Regions from separate parts of the Homo sapiens genome. Here region 1 is linked to region 2. A link is a loop called in an ENCODE intact Hi-C map of the cell type or tissue named here. Cell type or tissue: heart left ventricle. All regions are shown on one strand. Each heading gives the region's core, and the rest is flanking DNA. Links, peaks and the distances in the headings are about the cores only.

Evidence for each region. Peaks named below come from ENCODE experiments on the same cell type or tissue, not always from the same donor. Only the 100,000 strongest peaks of a DNase experiment are listed, where the experiment ranks them.
Region 1: it touches region 2 in a loop (5-fold over the local background); 2 of 110 quality-filtered maps call a loop at or near these places.

What each region holds. Positions count from the first base shown.
Region 1 is chr11:93,322,333-93,338,089 of GRCh38, forward strand. DEUP1 (deuterosome assembly protein 1) reads left to right here and starts at 8,410. Exons shown (of 14, transcript NM_181645.4): 1 at 8,410-8,440; 2 at 9,884-9,956. The coding sequence starts at 9,928. RefSeq lists an enhancer at 8,049-8,550. In heart left ventricle, for the core only: no CTCF peak of the experiment used is centred there; DNase peaks (open chromatin) are centred at 8,219 and 8,576; H3K4me3 peaks cover 1,111 bases; H3K27me3 peaks cover 1,136 bases.
Region 2 is chr11:93,385,678-93,401,434 of GRCh38, forward strand. It overlaps DEUP1 (deuterosome assembly protein 1), which reads left to right. Exons shown (of 14, transcript NM_181645.4): 9 at 3,343-3,448; 10 at 8,782-8,979; 11 at 10,562-10,648. Among named protein-coding and RNA genes, the nearest start is that of DEUP1, 63 kb to the left of the region's middle. RefSeq lists an enhancer at 12,990-13,491. In heart left ventricle, for the core only: no CTCF peak of the experiment used is centred there; no DNase peak of the experiment used is centred there.

The DNA.
Region 1 (15,757 bases), core at 3,483-11,482, 64 kb before region 2:
TTTTTCTTCAGCCTGCATGTTGTTCCACCTGATCATTGAAGGCTGACACTAAAATGGGTAAAACATTGGTATCTCTCTAAAACAGGTGCCGCAGTCTCAAGGTAATGACAGAATGTTTATTTATTAATATTTGTTTGAAGTATTTGCTCATATATTCCTAGCTCAATTTTATTCAGCCAACTGCATATTAACATTGTTTATAGGGTAACCAGAAAACATGACACTCAGAGATATACAGAAATTAATTCTCAATTCATGGAAGTCATTTCAGTAAAATTAAATAATAACAACAAAAATAACAGTTGAATTTCCTAATACAAAACTCTTGTTCTAAATGTATTTTAAAGACATGTTCTCTTATTTTATAAGTGGCTATATTGTATTCTTTAATTTTTCTCGAACATCACTATTTATAACAGATGGAATCTGATCTTGAATCATTATTTATTTAACTCATTCATAATTTCCCCATTTTGTTTCCAAAAATAAAGAGCTGAGGAAACTTAAAAGATGTTTATAGATAATGAAATATTTTTTAAAAATTAAATAATGTAAAAAGGACTTCCAATTCTGGTAGCATGTTTGATTAGATACGCTGAACAATCTAATTGAAACAAATAAAACATTATAAAAATGTAAATATCTTACTGAGTTTGAATGAAATAATAGAATCAATAGATTTCATAACCTAAGTTATGTGAGAAGTGAGAAGAGGAACCCCAACAAGGGAGTGAATGCTAAAAGAAACTTTTGCTCTGAGTGTTTCTGCTTACACTGTGGTGGCTACGTGCAGAAGGATAATAAGACATAGGGCCCAAGACCAGCCCAGGTGAAGATTTCAACAGACTTCTGCATAAAACTGGGATTCCAAAAGCCTACCTTCACTGTAAAAGTAAATAAGATCAGGCACAGTGGCTCACACCTATAATCCCAAAACTTTGGGAGGCTGAGGCAGGAGATTCACTTGAACTCAGAAGTTCAAGACCAGCCTGGTCATCACAGAGAGACCTGTCTCAACAGAAAATAAACAAATCAGCTGAGCATGGTGGCATATGCCTGTGGTCTCAGTTACTCAGGAGGCCGAGGTGGGAGGATTGCCTGAGCCCAGGAGGTCAAGACTGCAGTGAGCTGAGATCATGCCACTGTACTCCAGCCTGGGCAATAGACCAAGACCCTGTCTCAAAAAAAAAAAAAAAAAAAAGTAAATGAGTCTCAAATCGTGAACCTTAGTGTATGCAAATTTAAAAAATATTTAGGAGGCCAGAAGATCCCAAAAGAGAATGGAGAATGTGACAAAACATCCTAACTGTATTACAGATTTGTAAAACAACTTCACTAAAAGAGGAAGACGGAAAAGGTACTGATTTAAGTAACTTTGGAAATGAGTGAAATCTATTGAGGCTAAAGGCAAAATTTACTATATATATGCACTGTACTCTAATTGATAATGTCCTGTTCCATATGGTACAGGTTAACAATTCTGTTAGTGTTATACACCTATACAGCAGTTGTGCAGTTAAGTAAATGGATGGAAGATCATGGGAAGCCACTTTTTTACCATTGGAGTAGGAATTTACAGATAAGTAAGGGGAAGAAGCTAGAACAATCTGTGTAACAGAGTTGGAGATAACAGTGTGAACTCATGTCCTTTTAGCTTAGATAAACTCATGTCTGTTTAGATACAAATGGTTACATATAGAAATACTTACAGTTATTTGTATATACAAAGGTCAGTATTACACAAATATATTTCCTTGTTCTGTCAGCTGAGAGGGTTTAGGAACAAGAATAATCAAGTCGCAAGGAGTGTTCCTAGTGCCCAGGTACTGGTTTATAATTCATTGTTAATAAGTGCTCCCTGAAGACAGAGCTGATTGCAGGAGCAGGAAATATACATATACAAGATGAGACTGGGACATCCTATAATGATAGAAAGTAATGAAGTTCTCAAAACCAAAAATCCCACAATGATGAGGTATGTCAAAGGAACATGGGAGCCAACTGGAAGAGCTCCCAATGACCACAGCTGGAATAATATGAGAAACTAAATTTGTTTATTTTCTCAAACAAAGTAGCCTTGGATTATAATTCAAAGTATACAATAAATATCCATGTGTCCATACTGATATAAATAAATGTGGGAGATGAGACAAATCTTCCATGCAGAATTCCAAATAATTGATATATACACTTTACCCTTTGGAAGGCAGAGCATAACTCCCTACCCCTGAAGCGTGTGCTGCACACAATGACTTCCATTCAAAAAGTACAGTATGGAAGTGGGGGAAAGAGTAACTTTACACCGGAGAGAGCTGACAAACACCATCTCAACCCGATGATCAAGGTCAACATCAACAGTCATAAATCAAGTTGATAGTATGTACCCTTGATACAATGTGATGAAAATGGCAGTTAATTTCTGTGAGTTTCCTTCCAATCTAATCATGAGAAAAACTGCAGACAAATTTCAATTAAGGGACATTCCATAAAGTACCTAACAGCTCTCTTCAAAACTGCCAAGATCATTACAAAACTCTTGGAAACTGTCACAGCCAAAAAGTGCCTAAGGAGACATGACCACTATTTAGTGTGGTGTCCTGCAACTGAAAGGACATTAGGTAAAAACCAAGAAAATCTGAATAAAGTATTAATTTTGGTTAATATTATCAGTATCAGTTTATTAATTGTAACAAATAGACCAGACTAATGTAAGATGTTAATAATAGAGGCTACTGGATGTGGGGTAGATGGGAGCCCTCTGTACTATGCTAATAATTTTATGTAAATCTAAAACTGTTCTAAAATAAAAAGCTGATTTTTTTTAAAAAGGCAGAAAAATTCAACAGTAGAAAACATGCCTATTTTGACTTTGGCACTGGGTGAAGAAAAACTAAGAAAAGGAAAAAAAAAGTTTTGGAAATTTGTATCATAAGCTGACTCTAACACTTATTTTTCATTCATCATATTACCTGTGTTGTCTGGAAAAGCTCCTGTAAAAAAAATTAATGTAAAGTAGTTTAGAGTTGGTGATACCCCCAGACAATTCTCATAAGAAAATGCAAAATCAAAAAATTCAGCCTCCATCCTGGCCTCAAAGATGTCCCAGAAATAAAGCTTCCCCTCAAAAGTATCTCATAGTTAAAAATTATAAACCCACACAAGAAAAAAGACAACATGAGTAAGAGCTAGCAGTAATATATCCAAAATATTTTAGAGACTGGAATCATAACACGCAAAATAAAATAGAAAATTCTTATTAATATGCTTTAAAAGTTGAAATAAAAAAGTAAAAGAGAAGCTTGAAAATTTTGGCAAAGAAATGGAAGTTATATAAGATGACAGAGATTACCTGCAAAATCAACAAATTAATTTTTTTAAATTTCAAATTCAACAAATACTTTTTGAGTTCTTCCTATGTGCTAGGGCATGTATTAAATACTTGCACATATATTATCTATTTTTACTTTCATAACAACAAATAATTCTATTAATAAGTACCAAAGTTATAAAAAACTTCATAATAAAATATTTTATTATTTTTCAATCTGGATACTTTTTTCTGTTCTGTTTTCCAATTCACAGGTTATCCCTTCACCTGTACCAAATCTATCATTATTCATATCTGTTGTGTTCTTATTTTTGGTTATTAGTAATTTTTTTCTAGTTTTAGAATTTCTATTTTTCTTTTTGTTCTGGCCTTTGTATTTGAGAAGTTATTTCTAGGAAAATTCCTGCTTGCTTCTTCCAGGTATCTTAACCTACCAGTCTAGTATGACCCTATTCTGAGTTCAAAGATGGAGGTTGTCCCAAATTACAGATGATTGCAAGCTGGCTGTGAGTCAGTAGGAGTACCGATTTATTTCCACCTCACCATTTTCCTGAGGGTAAAGTCATCTGGAGCCCCAGCTTAAAGACAGGGGATGTTTATTTATTTATTGAGCCCAGGCTTTGTCTTCTGCCCCTTTTTTTCACAAGACTATCAAACGGCTGCTCAGTTTTGCAGCTGTTTCTTCCAGAGCATCAAATGCCTTTGAAAGCAGCCTTAAGTGCTGGGCTCACTTCTCTAGGTTCATGTCTTTTCCTATATTTTGACCCAGTAATTTCCATCATATTAGCTAGTGACCCGAAAGGTTTCTGCAGAGTTGAGCTCAGAGAAGAAGTTGACCCAAGTGAAAAGAGGCCATTAAGCAGGCAGGCCCAACTTTCCTCTCTGGTTACAAATTTGTTTTTCCCATTAGGGCCCTTTCACTTCAACATTGTCCTAGTCATGAATGGCTCCAGGAAATAAGTATTACATCTTTAAAACTTTAGCTCACGACTATACAAAAATCTTTCTCCTTTAGCTCCCCTTAATATCTGAAAAAGGATGACATTTTCAAAACCACAGTGTCGAAACTCTAAAAGTCCATAAAAAGTAAAAGTAGAGAATTTTAGAAATCATAATAGCCATTTTTTCAAAGAATTTGGCTTTGTTTTCTGATCCTCAAGTGAAACCTGGCGCTTCTAAAGTCCCATCAGGAGGAGAAGCAGCCCTGATAGTGATGATTGACAGGCCTAGCAGGCATGACACAATGAAAGGCCTCATGCTGCCTGGTTAAGGGCTCAAATTTATGTATTTCTCTTCAGACGTCTAATGCCTATCGCAGCCCAGAGCAGGTTGGTAAGGATACTGAGGTAGGACATTTTCAAAATCTCTCTCAAATCACCCCCAAATAATTAAGAATCTCTCTCTTTGCATTGCCCTTCACACTTTAATGAAGAGCTTTAGGACATTGACCAGGCACCCATGTTCTCCAGCTTCCCTGTCCAATATGATAGCCACCAGTCATGTGTGACTATGAAGCACCTACATGTGGCCAGAATGAACTGATTCAGCTTTAAGTAAAAACTATGCAAAAAATATATAAAATATCTCAATAATTTTTATATTGACTAGGTGTTAAAATGATATTTTAGATATATTAGATGAAATAAATGTGTTATTAAAATAAACTTTATCTGTTTTTTACTTTTTAAAATTTGACTACTAGAATATTTAAAATTATACAAGTGGCTTGCATTATATTTCCATTGGACAGTGCTGCTCTAGGTGATCTTAGTTCTAAATACTGAATCTCTTCCTGCTGAATGGTTATTTTCTCAACTAGAATGTGTATTAAGCATCTCCAGAAAATTCCTTTGAAAATGTTTGCCATTAACTAACAATGAGACTAATCAAATAATTATAACTCTTTGGATCTGAGTTTCTTCACATCCAAAATGAAGAGGTTAGACCAGCAGTCCCCAACCTTTTTGGCACCAGGGGGTATGGTTTCAGGATGAAACTGTTCCATGTCAGATCATCAGGCATTAAATTCTCATAAGGAGTGCACAAACTAGATCCCTGGCATGTGCAGTTCACAATAGGATTCGCGCTTCTATGAGAATCTAATGCCACCACTGATCTGACAGGAGGCAAAGCTCAGGCCGTAATGCTTGCCCGCTGCTCACCTCCTGCTGTGTGGCCAGGTTCCTAACAGGCCACTGGCCAGTACCAGTATGCAGCCCAGGGGTTGGGGACCCCTGGGTTAGACTGTATCTCCTCTACAGTTTCTTACAATTCTATGATTATTTCATCATAATTGTTTTAAAAAAATTTTTAAGGTATGTTCTATGCATAATGGTATACTTAGTTTTTAAAATTATAATGAATATATATAATTTTTAAACTTGCTTTTTAAAAAATATAAAAATAAATATTTCCTTGTTGATACAAAGACAGACATGAAGTTATTTTATATAGCCACGCATATGCTAAAGTTGCACATTCATTTACTATATTGCTATTATAAATTTTCCCATGAAATGATTTTGTTATGAAGGTTTTTAAATTTTAAAGGTTTAGCCTATTGCTTTATTATTTATTCCCTATAATTGGTCCCTTAGCTTTTCTTCCAAAGGTCATCCTTATTCTTCATCCATTTATGCCCCCTATATTCTCCTTTGACCATTTCCGGTTACATTTTATCTTATCCTCATTTTGCCATGTCCTCCAATTTTCTTTCATGACTAAGCTCTCTTGTCAACTCTCACTAACCCTGTTTAGGAAGATTTCCACCCTGGCCACACTCTTCCTCTCCTTTAGACTGGAGCTTTCCTGGTCTCATCCCTTTCAAAACAAACTTACCTGAAAATATCTAATAATAAGGACATTTCAAGGTGAATTCAAGTCTTTACTGTTACTTCTTACTAGCAGGGTAGGGAACAGGTATTTGCATTTTAAATCTTAACTCTCATCCTGAAATGAAAACCTTTATTCGTATTAAATTGAATGGGATGTTCCTATTCTATATTTAAATTTTCCTAAAATCCATTATAGTATGTGTCTTCTTAAATGTTTTTGCAAGCATTCCCCTGCACCTATTCTTCTATGTGAAAACATGAAACCTGGCCGGGCGCGGTGGCTGACTCCTGTAATCCCAGCACTTTGGGAGGCCGAGCCGGGTGGATCACGAGGTCAGGAGTTCGAGACCATCCTGGCTAACACGGTGAAACCCCGTCTCTTCTAAAAATACAAAAAATTAGCCGGGCGTGGTGGCGGGTGCCTGTAGTCCCAGCTACTCGGGAGGCTGAGGCAGAAGAATGGCGTGAACCCAGGAGGCGGAGCTTGCAGTGAGCCGAGATGGCACCACTGCACTCCAGCCTGGGCAACAGAGCGAGACTCCGTCTCAAAAAAAAAAAAAAAAAGGAAAACATTAAACCTACAGTTTGCTAAGGAAGATCCTGACTGCTAAAGAAACCGACTCAACCTTAATGTTTGGAGAACACTGGATTTGGAGTAAGATGATCTAGGTTTACATCTTGATGTATCATCCATTTCAAGTGCAAATCCATGGACAAATCCATGGACATATCCTTCATTCTCTCTAAGCCTGGGTTTCCTAATCTTCTGAAAGAAGCTATTAATAACACCTGATACACTTGCTGAGTGTATTTCTGAGCCTCTAAAGAAATAATGAACATGGAAGCACTTAGCAATGTTACATAGCCTTAGTGATCTTGGGCATCCTGAGATTTCATTAAATTTCGTTCCTAGTTCCATTTTCCCTTCCTTGGGTTAGAAAAAATACATTGACCCATTCAATTCAGATAAGAATAAAGAATATACGCGTTTTCAGAATAATGAAAAGTTTCAAGTTAAGATAACACAGTCACTCTCTTCATGCAAACATGAGAGCTATGAAACACCTGTTAGAACTGATATCCCAGGTGACCGTATACAATTCATCTATGAAGCTCAATTTGTCAAGAAACAGCATAATGGTTTTATAAAATTCAGATGGGACCTGGACGGAGGGATGTGGGTGCGCATTAAATTCATAGAATATTAAAGTAGCAAATTAGCGTTAAAGTGATGAAAGTAAAGTGCAAATAAAAGACTTTAAGAATTAAGTAGTCGACTCCATGTGTTAGGAAGGAATTATTTGGTTAAAATAAATCAAATACAAAATTCAAGTGCTTAAAACAAATCACTCAAGATGTCAGTTGGAAAACATATATTCTTTCCTATTATTTCCTCTATGAAATGGAGACAGAAAATCTGTCATCAATGACTCTTGGAATTTGGTGGAAAAAGGAAAGAATCTGGAATCAGTCCCGTTGAGTTTCGTTCCAGCTTCTCCTCTTAGAAGCTATTCTCTTCTCCCTGAAGGGAGGCAACACTGTCCGTTCGCCTGACTGGCAGTGTTTTAAGGACCCATCGCGCTTGACGGGAAAGTCAGGTACAAGCTGATGCTGTTATCACCACAGGAACCAGGGGCTGAGCGGTGAAATCCAGCTCCTCCCAGCTGGAAGACGCTAGGGTGAACGGAGATAAAAGCAGTTCTCTTTACCCGAAGTTTATTTCTTTTTCATGCCACTTCAAATTTGGGTAAGAGGAAAGAGGGCCAAGGGGATTTAAGGAACCTGGATGATGAACTCCCCAGCGGTTTACAGTTCCTTCGTGATCTATTTGGTTCATTCATTCAACAAGTATTTCCGGGCTGCAGCTTGGGTGCCCAGCCTTGGGGTAGGCAGTGGGACTACAAAGAGGAAAGGACCCAGAATAGAGGGGGCACTGGACGTATAACTGCGGGACAGCGAGGTCGCGCTCGCGCGGGGTGAGGTTGGAGGCAGCCGAGGAGCCGCACAGGGCAGCGCCTGCCGCCGCCGCCGCGCCCATCCCCCACTCCGACGGCCACGAGTTCGGGCCGCGACGTCCCCATGGCAACACGCGGCGGCGCCGCGCGCGGGGAGGGAGAGGCCCAACTGCCTCGTTGGTCGCGCGGCGGGAGGGCCCAGGCGGCGGGAGCGCGGCGGCGGGTGGCGGGGCCCCTTGGGGCGGGCCTGGCGGGGCGGGAGGTGACATACGCGGTCCTGCGCCCTCGCCTCAGACCTCTCGGGCGAGCGCGGCGCAGCGCAGGTAATGGCTCCTGGCCTTCCCGGCCCCGCCTCGCCCCTGACCCTCACCCAAAGGCCAGGCTGCGCGGGTCCTCGAGCGGGACAGGGGAACCCCAAAAGGGCGGCCGCTCTGCGGGAGGCTGGGCTTGAACCGAGCGCGGGTCCTGGAGGGGCGCGTGGCGCGGGGACAGAGGCTGGGAGGGGAGGCCCGCGCTTGCAAATCCAGAGCAGAGCTGCGCCCTAAGTTAGAAGGACTGGGCTTCAGTTGTGTGGCCTTGGGCAAGCCACTTAACTTGTCTGTGCCTCAGTTTCCCTGACGTTTAAGTGAGATATTTGAGAATCTACAAAACCATTTATTGGTCTGCTCCTTCTGGTCAAGTTTTCCTTCACCATCCCTGCTCCTCTCCGCTCTGTCTCTCTTAATTCCAGGGTCTCTCTTAAAACTCTTCGATTTGGAAGTGATGTGAGCTCGAATCTTCCTCCTCTTTCTACCTCCTTGAATGTTCTTTAATTGACTTTTATTCAGTGATTCGGAGGAGTTGAAGTCCTTTTCAATACTTTCTCCAGTTATCGTCATAGATTATTTTTTAACTAAAATTGTGTTACTGAGAAAAACTTTTTTTTTTTTTTTACTTTAGGCAAATGCTAACATCCCTATTTTGTCAAGAGGTGAGCCAGTGCCCATAGAGCCATTGAAGAATTTCAAGATTTCTTTTTAAAGGCATTCTTAGCCTTTTTGTCCTAAATCTCATAGTTATAGTCATCCTAACAAAACCCAGATAGGGCCAAAGAAAGAATGTACTCAAATAAAGGCACACCTTTAGGGGAACCACAAGAATAGAAAGTTTGAGAACATCTGGCTAGAATTTCTCTTTTAATGGGAATTCTGTTTTACTCATTCTCATGTACTGAGCCGTTTGCGAACAACGTAGTACAAGCTATTATTCAATAAGTAGTAAATGGATGCTCATTTTAGTCCGTACCACATATTTCAATAAATCACTAAGTCAATATCGTAAATGCATAGGGGTCGCTAAACAAAAAACTCAAGTTTGGGAGGCCGAGGTGGGTGGATCACGAGGTCAGGAGTTCGAGACCAGCCTGATCAACATGCGAAACCCCGTCCCTACTAAAAATACAAAAATTAGCCGGGCATGGTGGCGATTGCCTGTCCCAGCTACTCAGGAGGCTGAGGTGGGAGAATCGCTAGAACCTGGGAGGCAGAGGTTGCAGTGAGCTGAGATCGTGCCTCTGCACTCCAGCCTGGGCCACAGAGCTAGACTCCGTCTCAAAAAACAAACAAAAAACCAAAACAGAAAACTCAGGTTTCTATATTTTGTAGGATCAAGAGCTACTACACAGAAAAACTCATACTAAATGGTTTTTGCCAGTAGCAAAATTTTCATGTTTTATAGGTTAAAGAATATAAACATTTTAGGAACTTGTATCATTTTCCTCCTAACAGATTAAAAATCAAGAAATATAAACCAGATGTAGCAGTTTCTTGACATGGAGAACCAAGCCCATAATACGATGGGGTAAGTGCTGAGAAATTTCTGTTTAATAAGTATGTGCTTAACTGTGCCAAAAACTTCCTGAGAACACATGAATTTTGAAATTTACTATTAATAGAAGGATATGCCAATTATTTTTGGTGAGGCGGATGAGAGGAAATATGAAGTGACTGTAATTAAGGATTATAATGCGAGACTTTCTGATTTTGACACTACAGATCTGCACTCAAAAATCACTGTTTTCCAACTTTTAGTGACTGTCCAATATCTAAGGGTGGTGGATGCGGAGGCAGGCCTCGTGTGCTCTTCTGTTACCACAATGCAACCTTTCTTCGCCAGCTTGCTCCTTTTTTGCCGCATTGAGTATCTCAAGTTTCCCTCTACTCTTGCCCCTTAAGGCTGAACTCAACACTTAAACATAGCCTGAGAATAGATGCAACTCCGTAAAAACATCATCAAGAACTAGATATCTTACCAAAAGTTTCACGAAGAGATAAGAATAAAATTTGTATAGCATTTGTCATTGTAGAAAATCAAATTCCTGTTTACAAATATCTGTCCTAACTCTTTACCTGCTACCTGCATCACAGAGTTTTCTCTTCCTATTGTTTCACTAGCCAACTGACCACTGGCTGAACACAGAGTTTGGGGAATGAAGGGGTGAAGGGGTGGTTGTATAGTGCCTAATCTTGATTGCAACTGACTTTGGCGCTAGTCACACCACTTCAGGTGTCTCACTTTCAGAAATTCTGCCCAGACCATAACTTTGATGTCAGGCTGAAAGAAAGCTGCACAAGTTTGGATAATAATCATAGCTATCACTTTTTAGCTCCCACTGCATACTCCTTCTTACAACAGCCCTGCTAGGTATTATTCTCATTTTACAACTAAGAAAAGTAAATATATTCGAGTACAGTCTAAGCTCTTATAACAAAGAGACTCCAAAAACAGCAGCTTAAATAAGATTGAAGATTATGTCTGTTTCATATAGTCGTCACAGGTGCTGCGCTCACCCAAGATACACGGACCAGGATTGGTTTGGCAACTCTGCCATCTTCATTAATGATTTCTATCTCTAGGACCAAAGTGGTTGTTTCAGCTCCCACCATCATAAGTGTGCTCTGCCATCATGACTGTGCTCCTTCCATAGGGAAGGAGAAAGGCAAGAAGAGAGAGTAAGACCTTTTCTTTTAGGAGTATAACATGGAAATGGCAGGTCTCGCTTCTGTTCACTTTCCATTGGCCAGAACTTTATCCCAGAGTTACAACTAGCAGCAAGAAAGGCTGGGGAATATGGTCTGTAACTAGGTAGCCATATGACCAGATGAAGCTTAGAAGTTCTAGAACAAAGGAGGAAGAATGGATATTGCTGAAAAACTAGCATCCTCTACCACATTGAGGCTCAGAAAGGTAGAAAGACAAAAAAAGCAGGAGCTCATCCTAGAATATACACCAGGTTAGTAGAGAAAGTAGGATTTGAATTCAGGTATGCCTGGCTCCAATCCCTGTGTTCCTTCCTACATTGGAAATGGATGGCAATGAGATGCAGGGAGCAGCCTGCCTGGTATCCATAGCAGAGCCAGGTTAGGATTCTGGGTTAAGTATGTGTTGGGTCCCTGGTGTGATGATAGCACTAAGAGCTAAGATGCAGATTGAAGATGTTGAACCTAAGGTTGGGTCCCAGATATCACTTCACTCCTACAAATCCAAGGCCATGGAGTCATTTAAGAAACAGACCTTGTCTTTAAAGAACTTAGAATTTAGTAAGGAACAGTAGAACTTGTTTGGGTATGGTGTAATTACAACCCCCCAAGTTAATGAGAGTTTTTAGAGGTTTTCCTGAGGTACTGTTCCACTCATCACAGTAGACATGGGTCCACACACTGCCTACCACGGTCTCCAAAGCATGGAGACCCCAGGTTGGCATTGCCTCAGTCCCACATGCTATTGAGAGTTATGTATAAATCTAGATCATGAATACAATAAAACTTCATCATCAGGGACTTGTTATGTAGCTTATTAAACCATGTCATCTACATATACAGTAATGTTTTGTGGAGCAGCCTACATTTAACAGATACCTATTTAGAGTCTACTGTGAGCTACTTACTGGTCTAGGCACCAGGAAGGTAGCAGTGAACAAAATAGACAACTTCTTCTCAAGGGGCTTATACCATAGTGGAAGAGACAGATAATAAACGTATAAATTTGTATCATATGGTGATATGAAGAAAAATAAAGCAGGCTAAGGGTGGGAAAAATAGAGAGTGTGAATGGAGTGGTCAAATAAAGATACTTTGGTAAGGCAGCATTCGAGCAGAGATTATATCTGGGGAAAAGATTACACAGAGCAGGAGCAGAAAGTGCCAAGGCCTATGGTGGGAGCTTTCCCACAGAACATTTTCAGTGTGAGTGAATCAATATTCTCTGATATCATGGTTATAACCGGGTTTGATGTTAATTTATCCATGATTTCTTCCAATTATAGGTGTTTGTATTTGTGCCATAATAATCTAAACTCCTTGTAATTGAAACTCAATTTTATGTTTGTTCTTTTTGTTTTTAAAGTGTGTTTCCAGAACATAATTATAGAATAAGTGATCCCTTTTATTGGCCTTTTTAAGAAAACCTTCTCTAGGTTTTGCTTTGTTTTTGTTTTCTTATTCATGAATTTCTACTTACTAGTTTTCCCTTTTATGGTTTATTCTATCTTGTTCCCATGGGTTGAAAAATGTGCTTCAGTTATTTTCATGATTTCTGGATTTCATGATTTCTTTAAATAATAAAAGCATGTAAGTTTCCTCCTGAGCACAGCTTTGCTGCCTGCCATAGGGTTAGTGTTCTCACCATCATTTTCTAAATAATCTATCATTTCAAATTTGATATCTTCTTTGACTCAAGAGATATTTACAAAATGTAATTTCAAGGGGCATTTAGTTATCTTTTTATTATTACTTTTTAATCTTTCTACTGTCATAGTCATAGGATATGGACTATATGATTTTGACTCTGTCAATTTCACTAAGATTATTCTTGTAGTCTATTGCAGGATCAACTTTTATTAATGTCCTTTGGGTATTTGAAAACACATGTATGTTCTCTTTTGGTTGAGTAAAAAGGCTAAAAAAGTTATATAATCAAACATTTTAATTGTTGTTATTATGTTTAACTTGTGTTTTTCAAGTACAGTTACATTAATTTTTGTTTATTTGATCTGTCAAATTCTAAGGAAGATCTTCACTATAATTGTAGTTTGTCTAGTCCTTCTTGTATTACTAACAATTTTTGGTTTACATATTTCAGTGTTCTGTTGCTTGATGTGTCAAGGTTTATGCGTATATCTTCTCAGCATATTATATGATTAACATTATAAAATATAGCACAAGTATAAACTAATGTTTTCTGTTTTAATTCTACTTTGCCTGATATTAATATTACCATCCCTGCTTTCTTTTTAGTTTACTTTAATCAATAATATCTTTGTTCATCACCTTGTTTTCAACCTTTTTTAGGTCATATCAAGTTTTTCTCCACATATAAATAGCATATGGTTAGATTAACAAATAGAGGCCAGGTGCAGTGGCTGACGCCTGTAATCCCAGCACTTTGGGAAGCCAAGGCAGGTGGATCACCTGAGGTTGGGAGTTCAAGACCAGCCTGACGAACATGGAGAAACCCCGTCTCTACTAAAAATAAAAATTAGCCTGGTGTGGTGGTGCATGCCTGTAATACCAGCTACTCAGGAGGCTGAGGCAGGAGAATCATTTGAACCCGGGAGGCGGAAGTTGCAGTGAGCCGAGATTGTGCCATTCCACTCCAGCCTGGGCAACAAGAACAAAACTCCATCTCAAAACAAAAACAAAAAACAAAACCCAAAAAACAAATAGGAAGCATAGCTGGGGAGACCTCAGGAAACTTACAATCATGGCAGAAGGCGAAGAGGAAGGAGGCATGTTTTATGTGGCCAGAGCAGGAGGGAGAGAGAGAGAAGGGGGGAGTTGCATCTCCTGAGAACTCACTATCACAAGAACAACAAGGGGGAAGTTCGCCCTCATGATTCAGTCACCTCTCACCAGGCCCCTCCTCCAACACTGGGAATTACAATTCGACATGAGATTTGGTTAGGGACACAGAGCCAACCATATCAGCGGGCTTATTGACAGTGGTCTTTACTCCATAGTCATCAGACTAGGCAGTTTCCTTGCAGGACCCCAGGTCACTCTCTTTCAGTCTTTTGTCTCAGGCTAATCAGATTCCAGAGAATTCTAATTTCCTACCTGGAGAGTATACCAGCATTCTGGGAGCTGAAAAGGATGAGGGGGCTGAATTCAGACTTACATTGTTGACCTTAACCCCCCCAGTTTCCAGTACAGTGGTCCTGCCATCTACTGTACCTGGTGTTCCCCAACCCCAGTCCAGAGCCTTTCTGTTTTAGCTTCTCCAGAGAATATGCCTGGATTCGAATGCCAGTGAGGAGATCTAGGAGTCAACCCCTTCTTAGCCATTCCTCCTGTTTTCAGGCTGACACTCACTTGCTACTTCCAGATGTATCTAGTTGGTTTGCTACTTGGCTTTGTCCACTGCTAGTTCCTGTTATTTTTATCCTTCTAGGTTTGACCTTCTAGGTTAAAAATATCCCTTTACTTTGTGTTAGTAGGATTTGGGGAGGGAACAAAATGTGTGTGCATACATCTTCAACCAAATTCTCATTTTTCTCTACTGAATCTTTTACTGTACCTTTTATTCTGTGACTTTTATCTTAGCCATTGATCTCATTCATAGAATCTTGTCAAATGCTTCCTAAACATCTAGGTACTGCTACGTGATCCACCAGATTCTTCTTATCTGCTGTGAAAGTCATTATTTTCAAAGAACCAAGGTAGATGAATATTAAATCATAACTTCTTGCATCTGATTCAAAAGGTCCTTTAAAACTATACTCTTTTTGTGTGCATCTTTCTTAACCCTTAAAGTATTCTTTCCCTCTGAGATATATTAATCATCTTTACTTTACTTACCAGGTTCTTGACTTTATGAATCATAACTTTACTTACCAGGTTCTTGATGAGTTAAACACAGTTTTAATTACAGTTTATAAAATAAAATCTAATTTTTCTGATGTAAGTCAACATATTGGTACCTGAATAAATTATATATTATTTTTGCACATTGAAAATTCTTTTTAAATTTGGTTAATTCCCTTGCTTTCTGGTTAGCCCAGACTGTACCCCCTTACTCTCCCTCTCTTCATACTTTATTCACCTCCCCCCATATACACGTATATTCCTCCCCAGAGTAATCAAACTGGACAAGTTCTTCCAGTTTCTTGTATCTCTGAAGAAGAAACAAAGTAAAGTACATCTGGGTTAAAATCCTGACATGTCAAACTTGACGGTAGACTCTGAAATGTTAGCAGTGCTGAGTGACTGTAGGAATTAAATGCATGTTTTTGAAAGGAAGGAAAGTTATTAGGAAGGAGAGAGAGGGAGGAAGGAAATAAGGAAAGAAAGGGAAGATTTCTACAAGAGACCTAATCAAACTGCTAGTAAGTTTAAGGAAAGATGAAAAAGTACCACTGTGTAGGATAAATTTGCACATACGTTTCACAGGAAAATCTTTACAAAAGATTAGTTACAACATACATTTTCTTAAAAATCTGATATGTGTGAATGTAGATATGTACATCAGGTGCATCCCACCTAACCTGACCTGGTTGTCTATGGTGCTTAGTTGTATGGCACCTTGGAACCACCTGGGACTTTGTGAGCCTCTAATCAGAGCACTGGTGAAACAGAGAAGTGCTAAAAACATGAATATTACAGATA
Region 2 (15,757 bases), core at 4,580-12,579:
ATATTAAAAATAAAATTTATGGTTATTTCATTTTCAAAATTAACATCTTCACTTACCTAGAAAATTATATCATGTCCTGATTTATGGATATTTCTGTCACACTGAGTCAGACCTGGTGGCTCCTAGCACTTTGGAAGGCCGAGGTGGGAGGACAATTTGAGCCCAGGATTTCAAGACAAGCCTTAGGCAACATAGTGAGACCCTGACTCTTCAAAAAAATTTTTTATTACCTGGGCATGGGGGCACACACCTGTAGTCCCATCTACTTGGGAGGCTGAGCTGGGAGGGTCGCTTGAGCCTGGAAGGTCAAGGTTGCAGTGAGCTGTGATCGTGCCACTGTACACCAGCCTGGGCAACAGAGATCCTGTTTCAAAAAAAAAAAAGATATTATACAAAAATAGTATAGAACTGGTATTCAATTATGTATACTCAGAGAAATAAGATTTATTCTATATTTTTAAATGCCTTTGTTTTGATTGCCTATACCTGATGTCAACATTTTCACTTGTACATATTGTATTTATTTTGGCCACCAAACTCGCCATCTTGTCTGTTCCATTGAGGGTTCTTCTTAAAACAGATTTTTTTTTCTCTTTTAAAATCAGACAGATATTGTATATTCCATAAACACAAAGGAAATCAGACAGATATTGTATATTCCATAAACACAAACAAAATGGGACTGCTGAGGATTGTTAAATGTTTGTGTGTGTGAATAGACAGTTTGACTGCTTTAATAGTTCATTGATGCTCTTATTCTCATAGAACTTGAATCTTTCTCAAAATCAGAAAGCTAATGCCAGATCAATGATAGGATTTTAAAAATTGAATAGCCAAATAGGGATGCTTTATTGAAAGATTGTTATATTGTTTTAAAGGCAATAATTATTTCTTCAAAGTTGTGAGACCTTCAAAGTTGTGAGACCTGCTAGCATTTCTTTGAGGTCTATGCTTAATAACAAATGGCAACTTAAGATCCCTAAAATGACCTATTTGTGTGTCTCACCAAGGATGGTGACAGAATGCCTATTAGCCAATCTGCATTATCGAATGCTCTGTATACAAGATGTATACTATCATCACTGATTACTAATCAATCTGATATTTATTACATGTAGTGCTGTTCCAGTATGGTGAGTAATGTCTTCACATGAAGAAAATATATTCCTAAAAACATAAGACATTTCACAGAAGAGCACACCAATCAACCCATGTCTAGCTCTGGCTTTGTGAAGAGCATTGTAGGTACTTTTTATGGTGCTCTTAAGACCCATGCTGAATTCCAAACAGTGCCAACAGCCCTTCAATACACTATTTGATCTAAAATCTTGCACTTATTTATATATTTGGCCAGTAAAAACTTTTTTGTTCTGCCTGTTTACCATCCTCTATTTAACTTGGCATTTATTTTGGTCTCCAGACTACAGCTTTCTTATCCTAGAATTCAGTTCTAGAATTCTGAGATTTGATGAAAAGGTATAAGTTTAACTTTTCACAACTTCCATTGTATTTTAGAATTCTTAGCCTTCATCTTTTCCACTAAAAGAGTCTAATTTTTTTAGTTTGTTCTCATATGAATGCTGTTCTATCAGCTTTATTGTTTTGGTTTATTTTATTTAGACTGTTGCTTCTTTGTAGTTGTATCAAAGTGAAATACCCCAGACTACTGATAATAGATGCATAGTAGTTTTATAAAAGTAGCATGGTAATGTTCTTATTCATTTTCAGAAACTTTCTCAATAATGCTAAGCTTTTGTTAGCTTTTTCTATTTTTTTTTAGTTGTAGAAGCACCCTGGGTTGATATGTTCTGAGAGTTATTAAACTAATTTCATACTCTTGTTCTACATGACAAATAATAGTTCCCTTATACATGTACATTAGCATTTTATATTATCATGATTACGGTTTTCTTCTATTCACTTGTCCACATTGGAGTTTGACATTTGTTTCATTCACTCACTGAATTTTGCAAGACCACCATGAGGATTTTAGCATTCAATTCAGCATTCTACTTCCTGAAATTGCTTAGGAAGAATTAAAAAATATGGAAATTTTTCACTCATTTCAAATTATAGGAAATAATGAAAACTTAAGACTGATCCTGAAATAATATTTTAGGAGAATATTGGATAAAATGGAAAATGCTCACAATATATTACTAAGTAGGAAACAAAAGGACACTGAAAAATAATGTGTATAGTATGTTCTAATTATATGGGAAGTGTATATTTCTTTGCACACATATATGCATAGGGAAAAATATATTTACCGCACATAAAAATGCTAATGATGGTTTTTCCTGAATGTTAACATTACAGCAGTATATTATACTCTGATATACTTTGTTATCCACAGTTAACATATATATTTGATAATCACAAAAAAAGCAATCTAGTCTAGATACATGTAACTCAGGGATATCACTACCAACTTAATACCTTTTATAACAGATCCTCTATTTTCAATCTTTAAATTAGCAATTTCTTTATCATTACTCATATTTGGGTTTTTTATTTGTGTGGTTGAAATTTCTGAAGGTGTGAAATCTTCTCAAAAGTTATCTGGAAACCTAAAATTGTACTCACAAGTGGATATGTTCCTCAAAACAACAGACTCCTCCAGAATAGTCAAGCCTGACTTCCAGTAGAAAGCATGCTGCTTCCCCTACCTGGTTATCTTTATTTTTGTGTTTTTGTGATTTTTATTTCACTGGTTTGTCTCATATGAAAGTGAACATTATCTGCTTAGACATCTTCAAACCTCCTGTGGGTATTATACTCTTTATACTAGTTTCTGCTTTTCTCCTCTAATATTAATATGTGGTTGCAATTCCACTTTATAAATTAAGCAGCCAAAGAATAGATGTATTTGAGTACTCTCTGGTTAGACTGTCAGAGTTAATGATGTTTTATCTCTTTTATAGAACAGTTGCTCCCCTTAGACTTCTCATGACATAGTTCCTTTCCACAATACATTAGCAAGTTGGGTGTGTTTCCTTTTTTTAAATGGGTTACCAAGCTATTTTATTATAGCATACAGTCTTTTCTTTTTTCCCAAAATCTTATCTACATATGCAATCCCAGTATTCTGCCAATTTTTAATGTATAATTGAAATTCCTTATTAATTGCTTCCTTTCTTCCATTGAAACCATTTGCACTTAAAGATGTAAATACTTATGGGATCTGAATGTATTAGAACTTGCAATTTCTGTAACTAAAAATGTTTCCAACAAAGTAATGATCTATCTCCGCAGCCTGTAATGGTCTAAATTAACAATATAATCGTTACAATTTATCAAGTTAAGCTTAATTTTAATCATTATTTTATGTTTAATTTGTAGACTTGAATCATCTTATTTGCCTTCTATTAAAGAACCAGAAAGGAAAATAAAAGAGCTGTTTTCAGTGATGCAAGATCAACCAAATCATGAAAAAGAATTGAACAAGGTATGAAAAATAATGAGCTCCATTCTTCCAGGTAGATGTGAACTCTTTACATACAAAGGGAGTTAAAAAAAAATCTTTCTTCTCACTCCCTTTGTTTTCCTTCTGTATTTTTTTGTAAGGTGATAATCTACCAAGCTGCTAATTCCGACATTTTTCTGTGTGAGACTACAAAAAACACAAACCTTAAGTTATCACTGTGCTACTGGGAGACTGCCCACGACACGTGGAGGGTGGAGGGCTGGAGGCTCCATGATAGGTGGCTTATAGCAAGAAAGTTGAGAGCACAGACTCTGGTGCTCAACCACACACGTAAGCTTGGAGAAGTTTCCTGTGCAAGATACTGAGGAGCCTCATTTCTAAGGTGGAAATAATTGGTACCTACCTCATAAGTTTGTGATGAGGATTAAATGAGTTAGCTGCTAACTAGCAGTTAACATGTGCCAGGAACTGTTCTAAGGACTTAAGAAATCCTACTTCATTTATTCCTCACAAACATCTAATGAAATAGGTCTTAATATTACCCTCCTTTTACATTTGAGGAAACTAAGGCACCAAGAAAAAGTAACTTTCTTCAACATTACACAGCTATTAAGTGGCAGAGGCCATGTTTCAATCTAGGCAATCTGGCTCCAGTATCCATACTCTTACCCTAAGGTAAAATCTATGAGATAATGCACTTAAAGTGCTTAAAATAGGATCTAGCTCAGAGGAAGTATCTAGTAAATATTGGCTCAGTAGTTATTTATTGCACCCACATTTTTTCACTGAGCACCTAACATGTGCCAGGAACTCTGCTGGAGCTAGAAATACAAGGATGAGTAAGTCCTGGGCACTGTCCTTAAAGAGCTTGTGGTTCTTTACTCTCCTACAAAGAGTATGATTCTCTCCTCCCTCTAGTACAATCCAGTAATGGCCTTCTTTCTGTGAATTTATCATAGCTATTCTCCACCTCTCTGGTCTTTAGGTTTGAGGATCAGGCAGAATATTTAATGCTATAAAATCTAAACAATTAAAAGTTAAATAAACCTGGGTGTGGCTTTGAATTATCAATTAGTGCACTGCATAGTGCTTGACACACAGTAAATTAAATACTTAGAGAATGAGTTAATATTAAGGCTAAATTTTCCCATAAATATATAGGGTCATAAATTCAGTTGTTTGTACAAATTTAACAAACATTTGTTGAGTATCTAGGAGAACTATAGCTATTCTGCTAATTTCTATAGGAAACACAATAATATGAAAGACAGGTACTGTCTGCCAAAGAGTTGACTGTCAGAGAACTAACAGAGGTTAAGTAGAGAAAAGGTGTTATGAATCAGTGATCATTTTTCATATATTTTGAACACTTTAATGCCATATAATCCCACAAAATTTATTTTGCTGACTTAAAAATATAACTTTGAAAAACTCTTTTTTACTGGTGTCCCCAGTGAATGATAAAAGATTGGTTAAAGCCACCTAAAGTATAGTTACATGATTCTTAACCTCATAGATTTAGATAAAGTAATAAAACTTTGAGTAATATAAAGAATCTACTGACTTTGCACAGTTTTGACATGGTGGGAGAGAGTATGAGGCACAGAATTCTTTATAGACCCTTGGAGGCCACTAAATACCAGAATGCTGTGCAAAAAAAAGGTAACAAATGAATTTTATATAAATAGCTTCCAAGTGGCCGGGCATGGTGGCTCACACCTGTAATTCCAGCACTTTGGGAGGCTGAGGCAGGCAGATCACCAGGTCAGGAGTTTGAGACCAGCCTGACCAACATGGTGAAACCCCGTCTCTACTAAAAATACAAAAATTAGCTGGGCGCGGTGGCAGGCGCCTGTAATCCCAGCTACTCAGGAGGCTGAGGCAGGAGAATTGCTTGAACTCGGGAGGCGGAGGTTGCAGTGAGCCGAGATTGCGCCATGGCACTCCAGCCTGGGCGACAGAGCAAGACTCTGTCTCAGGAAAAAAAAAAAAAAAGCTTCCAAGTGTTTCTGAAGAGCATTTTAATTCTTTTGTAATAAAACTAACAAGAGCTATGTATTATGAATCTTGCAAGTATTTTATTTCTTTTCCTTTTTTCCAGTCTAGAACTGTTTTAGCCATTTATTTTGTGATAACATTCACATTTTCAATAAACCAAAAGTCATTTGGAGTTCAGGTAAATTAGTTTCTTCTTTCATTAAGAAAGAAGTTTTGCAGTATAGTATGTTGTGTTAACATCTAAATATTGTGAAAATAATAAAAATAGTTTACTCCTTTTTCACAGTAGTATATTCATTTTTTTATATTTTAAAAGTTCCATTTTGGCCAGGTGCCGTGGCTCACGCCTGTAATCCCAGCACTTTGGGAGGCCAAGGTGGGCGGATCACGAGGTCAGGAGTTTGAGACCATCCTGGCCAATATGGTGAAACCCTGTCTCTACTAAAAATACAAAAATTAGCCAGGCATGGTGGTGCTCACCTGTAGTCCCAGCTACTCGGGAGGCTGAGGCAGGAGAATCACTTGAACCCGGGAGGTGGAGGTTGCAGTGAACCAAGATTGTGCCACTGCACTCCAGCCTGGGTGACAAAGCAAGACTCCATCTCAAAAAAAAAAAAAAAAAAAAAGTTCCATTTTAAGTGGAACAGGTTAAACTATGCCAAAGGGATGCGATCAGCAAAATCCATACTGGGACAAACTATAGACTGACCGTGTTATTTCATCAAATAAATTGGAAGGTAAAAACTTGGAGACAGAAGAGATTTAAAGGAGATTTGTAATATTGTCCTCCGGGTTAGGATACTTGTGCTCGTGTCTCTTAGTTTCCGCCTTGTTCTCGTTCCTGTGACTCTTTTTTAAAAAAATCTGTTAAATGATGAGGTTCGATCATGTGATTTCTAAGGTCATATCCAACTCTGAAACTCTGAATATGCTGGTAATATGAATAGAATCAGATGAAGGAAGGGTTGGTGGCATAAAGCCTGATGGTGATCACATTTGCCTCTGGACATGTGTACTTTCCATGTTAGGTCACCCCACTCTAAGTGCCATCCCCTAAAACACAGCTTTTTCTGATCTCACTCTAGGTGTCATCCCCTAAAACCCAGATTTTTCCAATCTCTCTGTAGGTGTCAACCCCTAAAACTCAGGTTTTTCCAAATGTGAACCACCTTCCACACCTTCCAGGACCCTTCCCACAGAGGTTGCAGAGCACAATAGTTCACAGGTCCTGGAATTAGACTGCCTTTCACAAGAAATGTGATGTGAAAAGTTATGCACCTTAATTTTCTAATCTGCTAAATACAGTAGTCTGCAAAATAGAGAGACATTGTGGGGATTAAATGAGATGATGCATGTAAACTACTTAGAACACACAAAAAGAGAGGCTTTAAAAAGATATATGAGCCAGTCACAATGAATGGATCATGTTTAGATACTAATTCAATTAAACTTAAACAACATTTATTATATTTTTGAGACAAGCTTAAATTTGAATACTGCCTAGATACTTGATGATATTAAGGAATTCTTAATCTTTACAGACATTGTAATAACATTCTGGCTACATTTAAAAAAAAGAGAGAGCCTTGTTCTTTTAAAGATATATACTGAAATGTTTAAAGGTGAAATGAAAAAAAAAATCCATTTTAAAAAAGTGCCCTGGAGAAAATTCATGTTTCTTTTGTGGCTAGCCTCTACTTAACTCTCCAGCCTTATTTCTCAGAGCAGCTAACTCCTAGCTACCCTAAACTCCTTTTAGTTCACTGAGTGTGCCATGCTTTCACTCACTGAGCTCTTTGCCTGGGATCCCTCCTCCTTCTCCTCCCTCCTCTTCCTCCTCCTCCTCCCTCCTCTTCCTCCTCCTCTTCCTCCTCCTCCGAGCCCTCCTCCTCCTCCTTCTTTCTCCTCCTCCTCCTCTGAGCCCTCCTCCTCCTCCTTCTACTTCTTTCTCCTCCTCCTCCTCCTTCTTCTTCTCTTCCTCCTTCTTTTTTTTTTTTTTTTTTGAGACAGGATCCTGCTGTGTCATTCAGGCTGGAATACAGTGGTGCAATCAGGGCCTACTGCAGCCTAGACCTCCTAGGCTTAAGGGATCCTCCCACCCCAGTGCCCCTTCCACCCGACTAACTGAGACTGAATGCACATGCCACCACACCCGGCTAATGTTTTTACTTTTCATAGAGCATCTATATGTTCTATTTTTTTCTATGCCTTTTTATTTTTTTTATTTTTATTTTTTGAGACAGGGTTTTGAGACAGGGTCTTGCTCTGTCACCCAGGCTGGAGTGCAGTGGCATGATCTCAGCCCACTATACTGCAACCTCTGCCCCCTGGGTTCCAGGCATCCTTCCCACCTCAGCTTCCCACACAAGCCACCACGCCCGGCTAGAGCATCTCTAATTGGCATTCATTCATCCTTCAGTTTTGGGTCTGATGACCCTTCCTCTGGGAATCCTATCCTGTCATCCCTAGGCTGGGTTAAACACACTGCCACTACATACTGCTGACACTAATTGCTACACTGTGTTGTAATCGTCTATTTTTCTGTTTCCCCAATGGACTATGATTTTTTTTTAGACGGATGATTATGTACTTTAAGTCTCAAGAATTAGAAACAGTAATGGTTTCTAGAAAGATGCTAAGAGGCTAGACAAAGACAGCAGTTGTAGGAATGGAGACAGAGGCAAGACTTAAAAGAGGTTGAAATAGAATGGACAGAATTCATTGCCTGACCAGGTTTGGGAGGACAAGGGTGGAGAGGAGTCAGAGACAATCCAGAGGTTTGTAACATGGAAGCTTAGCCAAGATTCAGAAAATAAGAGGCTTAAGTAAGGGAAGTGATGAGTTTTCATGAAGACATTGTTTGAAGTTTACTGTAATGTGATTCTGAGAAACAAATGTTTAGTTACAAACAGTACAGCCTATTTTAGTTTTAAAAAAGCACTGAATTTAAAGCCAAGAGTCCTAGATTCCAGTCCTAGCTTTGCCGATTATTAGCTTTATGACTTTGAGCAAATCATGTAACCATTTTAAAGCCAATTTTTTTCTCCATGAAAATGCTTGATAATACTTTCTTTACCTTCCTCTCAAAGTGGTTATCAAAGTAGTATCAGTCATAGGTGATGATTTGCATACAACAGAAAATAGAAGTGAGAAATGAAATGTTGGAATTGGAAGGAAAAAAGGTAATGAGTCATTATTATATGTATCTGTTTTTAATTTAGCATTGATCAGAAAAGGAGGGTGAAGTGGGCCCTGACAAAGTTTCAGAATAGAAGGACTGAACATGGCCAGTAAAATTTTAAGCTACTCTATAAATAAAAGGATTCAATAATATTTCCAGTCTCTATCTGCTGCAGATAAGAAGCCAACTCCAACAGGTGGAAGAGTACCATAACTCTGAGCAGGAAAGAATGAGGAATGAAATCTCTGACCTAACAGAAGAGCTTCATCAGAAGGAGATCACTATAGCAACTGTCACAAAGAAAGCTGCCCTTCTGGAAAAACAGTTAAAAATGGAATTAGAAATAAAAGAAAAAATGTTAGCAAAACAAAAGGTATGCAAGCAGGCAGAATAGCACTTGTCTAGGGCACATTCTTGCTCAGTGCCAATAGTAGCCTTCATTATTGACTAATGAAAACATTACATTTCTTGGTATTATTTCTGAGACTAGCTTCACAGAAATGCTTTGTGGTGTTACATAAAACCTTTCAGAGATAACACAAAGTGTCACCAACAAAAAGGACTAGGGAAATGACAGTGCAAGACAATTTCATTAAATCTCATCTTTCCATTTTCTTGTAACCTATATTCTGATCACCTCCCACAGTACACTCTAATCAAATATTTCTTCCTGAGTATGTTTTTCTGTATTTCTCTTCCATTAACATTTTTATCTTTAAAAAAAAGTCTCTATTCCAGCTCTTCTTCAACACTTCCTACCCCTCCCCCACACTTCATGTATTTCTTTCAGGCTTTTTACAAATGGATGTTGAAACATGAAAATTAGTTCATATTTACTGAACATGCAGTCAATGCACAGCATGGTACGTGAGGAAAAACAGCAATTGTAACATTCTTCTGTTAAAATACTACAAGTAACTTCTACATCCTTCCTTTCCTTCCTGCCTATTTATTTTTTAAATTCCCTCCATCCCTTACTCATGATCAAATGGATGGCCTACTATTGAGAGCACAGGGTTTATCTGCTTTTTTACCCCAAATCTAAAGGTTTTGAGAGCATCATTTAATAATTTTCTAGGCATATGAGGGTCACTTCACAAATAACATGACTAAAATCGTGAATTATGAAAACAGAAAAGATTTAGCCTTTGCCCAGTTGTAAGCCTTAAACCGTGATTTATTGTTGCAGTACACAGGAAAACAGCACAGATGGGATAATCTCTTTGGTTGTACCTGTATAGGCAGGGATATTTTACAGGTGTTAACAGTGATCTGGCTAGTTGGATTATGAATAATTTTTATTTTCACCTTTATATTTTTGTACGTTTTCTAGGTTTTGTCAATGAGCATAAATTGGTAATTTACAAAATTAAATCTTTTTAAGGCACGTGTTTTATACAGAAATGAGTCCTAGAGAAGTAAAAGGACAGATACCATATCCAAGTCCTGTCAAGTAGAATAAATCAGGGAAAGATAAAATAAATTGAGAGACAAAATGAAGTAGTCACTAAAAAAGATGGAATTTTGGCAGAAATATCAGAACAAAATTAAACATGAAAGTTATGTATTGCCTATTGTAAAAATTAATCAGGTGTTGAATAAATTTAATGGACAGTTACTCAAACATGCTTTTAACATGTGCTTTTTCTGGTGACAATTTGCATACAATAGAAAATAGAAACCAGAAATGGAATTTTGGGATTGTAGGACAAAACTAAATGAATCATTATTGAAAGTATATGCTTGTAGTTTAGCATTGATCAGAAAAAGACGTAAAGTGGTGCCTGCCAAAGACAGGAGAACTAAATAAGAATACCTGAATGTTATTGGTCGTACCGAAGAAGTGTTTCCCTTCATTACACTTAGAAAATATTTGTATTCACAAGACAAAATTTTAATAGAATTATGAGTTTTTATTATGAATTTTACATTTGCCTTTTATCTGCTAATTTCAGGTCTCAGATATGAAATATAAAGCTGTCAGAACTGAAAACACACATCTAAAAGGAATGATGGGAGATTTAGACCCCGGAGAATACATGGTAATATGCTGACATCATTCAATAAATTGAACAAAGAGATTACTGAATTGGTCACGATTAACCTAGACATCATTTATTGAGCACTTGCTGTGTGTTAGACATGAAGGAGTTGGGTGGTAAATTATCTTGTGCTTCAGTTGAGGTTACTTTTATCCTCAGGCTAGAACATTGGAATGTCTGGTTTTCTCCCTTGTTCTTTGGTTGGATTGGGCTCAATTCTGATCATTTCCCTCAAATATGCCAAGCATGCTATTTCCTTGCTTTTCTTCTTGCTGTTGCCTTTGAAATCCTACATCCTATGTGGCCTGATTCAAGTGCCAATCTTCCCCTCAACGAAGCCACCCCTGAAACCCCAGTCAGAATGAATGCCACATTTAGTTCGTATTTTGTTCTGACTTGTTTTGTTGCTTGTCACTTTCCCAGTGGATGGCAAGCAGAGAACCATGTCTTATTGGTGTTTGTTTCACCAGTACCTCACATCTCAGGCATAAAGTAAGTGTTCAATGAGTGTTGGTTGATTTAAAAGAGGGAGAAATAAATGAATTATTCAGGATAAGGACTACTGGTTTTAACCAATGGCTCTATAGGTTTACACAAAGGAACTTAAACAGGCTCTGTGCATCCCCTTTCAATTGTTTAATGTAACAATAGAAAATTGATTTTATATGAGAATTTTTATTTATTGAATGAATGAAATATCATTGTTAACTTGTTTATCATTTATTTGCTCTGAGAAAATTCTAAAATAATTTTCTACCATATGAGGAATGGAAATGATAAGAGATGAATATGTTAATTACTTAATTAGGCCTCAGTTTCCTTAGCTATAAAATGAGGGAGTTGAATTAGACATTCTCCATTGGCCCTCCTTAAGCTATGATACTATATTTCTGTGATATTATATACTTGTTCTCATAATGGTCCATATTCTAGCATCAAAAGAGTGCAAACATTCTGGAAGCATTCTGTCTTCTTCTTTGGGCATGGTTAATGGATCCTGTGATTGGAGTACAGATGGATAAAAAGTAAGGCATAAGTGATTTTCCTATTTGTTACATTAAAAAAACTGTGTGTCATCTATGACATTTTTATTTCTAAATGCTGAACACACAAAAAGTTAAATCAGATCCTGCCTCCGTGAGTGCTTTTTTCACTCACAAAATGGTATTTGTATTTTTTTTACATTTCAATTTGAATGTTTTTAAGTGTATATTCTGGGTCGTCACAGCCCCCACTGAGCCTGCCTAATTCTGGCTCCTTTAGGTGTTTGACTTTGTTCACCTTTTTGTGTTTTTAAGAAATAGCAGACACAGAGATGTATAAAGAAGCTAATGATCCACAACCCTATCCCAATCCAAAGCTATCCAGTGCTAACGAATTAGTGTTTGTTGTAGCATTCTGTAACTTTTTGCTTGCATATGCACACATAAGGAGGAGATGGGTTGAATGTTCTTTTACAGAAATAAATGTATAATATATACATTATTCCAAAACTGCCTTTTGACAGTCCATGAACACCTCTACAAATCAGTAGATGAACATCCCTTTATTTTTCCTAATTTCTTAGAAAAAATATATGAGCATATAAGATATACATAATTTTTTATAAATTTAATCATAACTTACATAAGGGCAATTTTAGTGCAGTCACTTTGTTGTTGCTGCTTGCTTTACTCCTCCCTCTTTCCTCCACTCATCTACCCGCATTATACCCCCTCCTCTAGATGATACATGTTAACTACTTGGTATGTATTATTTTAAACTTTTTCAGATATATATACATATAGTCATATAGTACCTATTTGGGGATTTTATCATCTTTTTAAAGTTGAATCATAACACGTACTTCTCTGTGTCCTGTTTTTGTTCACTCAACAGTATCCCTTGGAATCTTTCCAAGGTAACTAATTTAAGCCTATTTTATTTTTATAATAGCTTGATAATATTCCATGGTGTGTATCAAAATTTATTAAACTATTTTTATACTTATTTCAAGGATAATTTATTCCACTCTGTTTCCAGAGTTTTGCCCGAATGAACAGTACTGTAAGAAAAATCCTTATACTTACACCTTGGAATAGCTTCCTAGGAGTAAAATTGCTAATTCAAAGGATATGTGTGTTTTAATTTTAATAGCTATTGTTAAATCATATGTCTACCATCTTTGTATGAGTACCTTTTAAAATTTCATTCTTGTAGGCATAGGTGTTATAGGTCTTTTTAATTTTTGTCATTCTGATGGTTATAAAGTAATTTCTCAATAGCTCTTTAATTTGCATTTCCCTGAGTACCAGGTGAACATATTTTTGTATATTCATTGACAATGTGTACCAATATCAATTAGATATATCCTTTGCCCATTTTTCTTTTGGCTTATTTGTCTTTTTCATGTCAAATTTTTTTTTTTTTTTTTGAGATGGAGTCTCACTCTGTCACCCAGGCTGGAGTGCAGCGGCATGATCTTGGCTCACTGCAGCCTCCACCTCCCGGGTTCAAGCAATTCTCCTGCCTCAGCCTCCCAAGCAGCTGGGATTACAGGCACATGCCACCATGTCCAGCTAATTTTTATATATTTTTAGTAGAGATGGGGTTTAGCCATGTTGGCCAGGTTGGTCTTGAACTCCTGACCTCAAGTGATCCACCAGCCTTGGCCTCCCAAAGTGCTGGGATTACAGGTGTGAGCCACCCCGTCCACCCTCATGTCAATTTTTAACAATGCTTTTCCAAATCTGTTGTTTGTAACTTTGTTTATGACTTTTTTTGGCCATGCAAAATGCTTTAAACTTCTACTTGATCTCTTTGTTTATAGCTTCTGAGTTTCCTTCCTTGACTAACAGGGTCTTCTTGTTACATATATATATATATTTCTTCTAAATATATATAGCTTCAGTTTTTTTTCAAAGATTATTATATCTTTCATCCAAGTCTTTAATCCATTTATTTTGCGTGGGATATAAAATGGAAACCAAATTTAAATTTTTATGTAAACATTAAGCTCAGTTTATTTAGTTTCTCCTAGTAATTTCCTGTTGGATCCTATTTGGAATTGAAGTAAGTTTATAGATTAACTTTGATTTGGCATTTTCATTATAGTAAATTTTTCCATCCAAGAATGGCTTTCCATTTCTTCATATTTTATGTTTTTCAAAAAGATCTTACCATTTTCTTTGTACAGGTTATGTCCTTTTCTTTTAAAATGTATTCCTAGGTGTTTTTTAAGGATGAGTTTGCTGTTAAAATAAAAAAATAAAAAATAAAATAAATAACAAAATTTATTCCCAAGTGTTTTGCAATTTTTAGTACTGTTATGAATAAAATATTTTCCTTTTTTCAATATCTTGGAACTTATTGTTAATATAGAAAAAATACAAATTATCTTATTAATTTAAGTAGGCTTTTTACTAGAGGTTTCTTAGGCTTTTCTGAGATACAAAATCATATCAACAAAAATAGATAGTCTTATCTCTTTTCCATGGCTCATAGTAGGTTTTTTTTCTTTTTGATCATATACCATTTGCTAAAAACTCCAAGAAAATGTTAAATAATTATAGTGCTTGCTGGAAAGTTTTCTAGTTTTTGATTTTAAATGATGTGGTTTTAGAGTTTTCCTGTTTCATATATTTGTTCTTAATTTATGGTCTTAGTTATATCTTTTTCTATTTTACTTAGAGTTGTTATTAAGAATTGCTGCTGGTTTTATCAAATGCCTTTTTAGGAAATATGATGTTATGTGGGTTTTGTTTTTTAATTTATTGATGTGTAATAGACTATGGTTAACAGATTCCCCAATATTGATCCACCTTTGAGTTTTTGGAATAAACCTTTTTAGTCATAGTCTCAGTTTGATAGGGCTGCTGTAACAAAGTACCAAAAGCTGGCTGGCTTGAAACAACAGAAATTTATTGTCTTACAGTTCTAGAGGCTTGAAGTCCAAATTCAAGGTGTCAGCAGGGCTATGCTCTCTCTGAAACCTGTAGAAGAGAATGTTTCATTGCCTCTTCCTGAATTCTGGTGGTTTGCCAACAATTGTTGGCATTCCTTGACTTGTAGATACATCAGCCCAATCCTCTGTCTTCATATGGATTTCTCCCTGTACCACTGTCTTCTTCCTGTGCTTCTTCCCATCATCCTCTCTCCTTATGTGTCTGTTTCTGTGCCCAAATTTTCCCATTTTATAGGATGCTAGTCCTACTGGATTGGGGCCCACCCTAGTGACCTCATTTTTACACTATAAAGACCCTATTTTCAAATAAGGTCACATTCTGAGGTACCGAGGGTTAGGATTTCAACATGTCTTTTTGGGAGTGGCACAGCTAAACTTATAATAGCCATATTTTAGGAATTTTGATATACTATTGGATTCTATATGATAATATTTTATTTAGAAATGAAGATCTGCAGACTTCCAGTTTCAAAATGGTGGCATGAAAGCAAGCTGGCTTCATTCCCCCCACAGAATACCAAAAACAAATATGCAGATAAAGGCTATATATGACAAACTTACAGCTAACATCATACTAAATGGGGAAGAATTGAAAGCCTTTCCTCCAAGATCTGGAATAAAATAAGGATGCCCATTTCACCACTTTTATTCAACATAATACTCGAAGTCCTGGCCAGAGCAATTAGGCGAGAGAAAGACACAAAAGGGCATCCAAATTGGAAAGGAAGAAGTCAAATGAGCCCTGTTCACAGACGATATGATCTTATGCTTAGAAAACCCTAAAGACTCCACCAAAAAACTGTTAGAACTGATAAACAAATTCAGTAAAGTTTCAGGATATAAAAACATACCAAAACAAGTAGCATTTTTATATGTCAATAGTGAATAATCTGAAAAAGAAATCAAGAAAGCAATCTCATTTACAATAACTACAGAGAATATGAAATACCTAAGAATCAATTTAACCAAAGAAGTGAAAGATATATACAAGGAAAACTATATATCTCTGATGAAAGAAATTGAAGAGGATAAAAAAATGGAAAGATATTCCATTCTCATGTATTGGAAGAGTTAATATTATTAAAATGACAATACTACTCACAGCGATTTACAGATTCAGTGTGATCCCTATCAAAATGCCAATGACATTCTTCAAAGAAATAGAA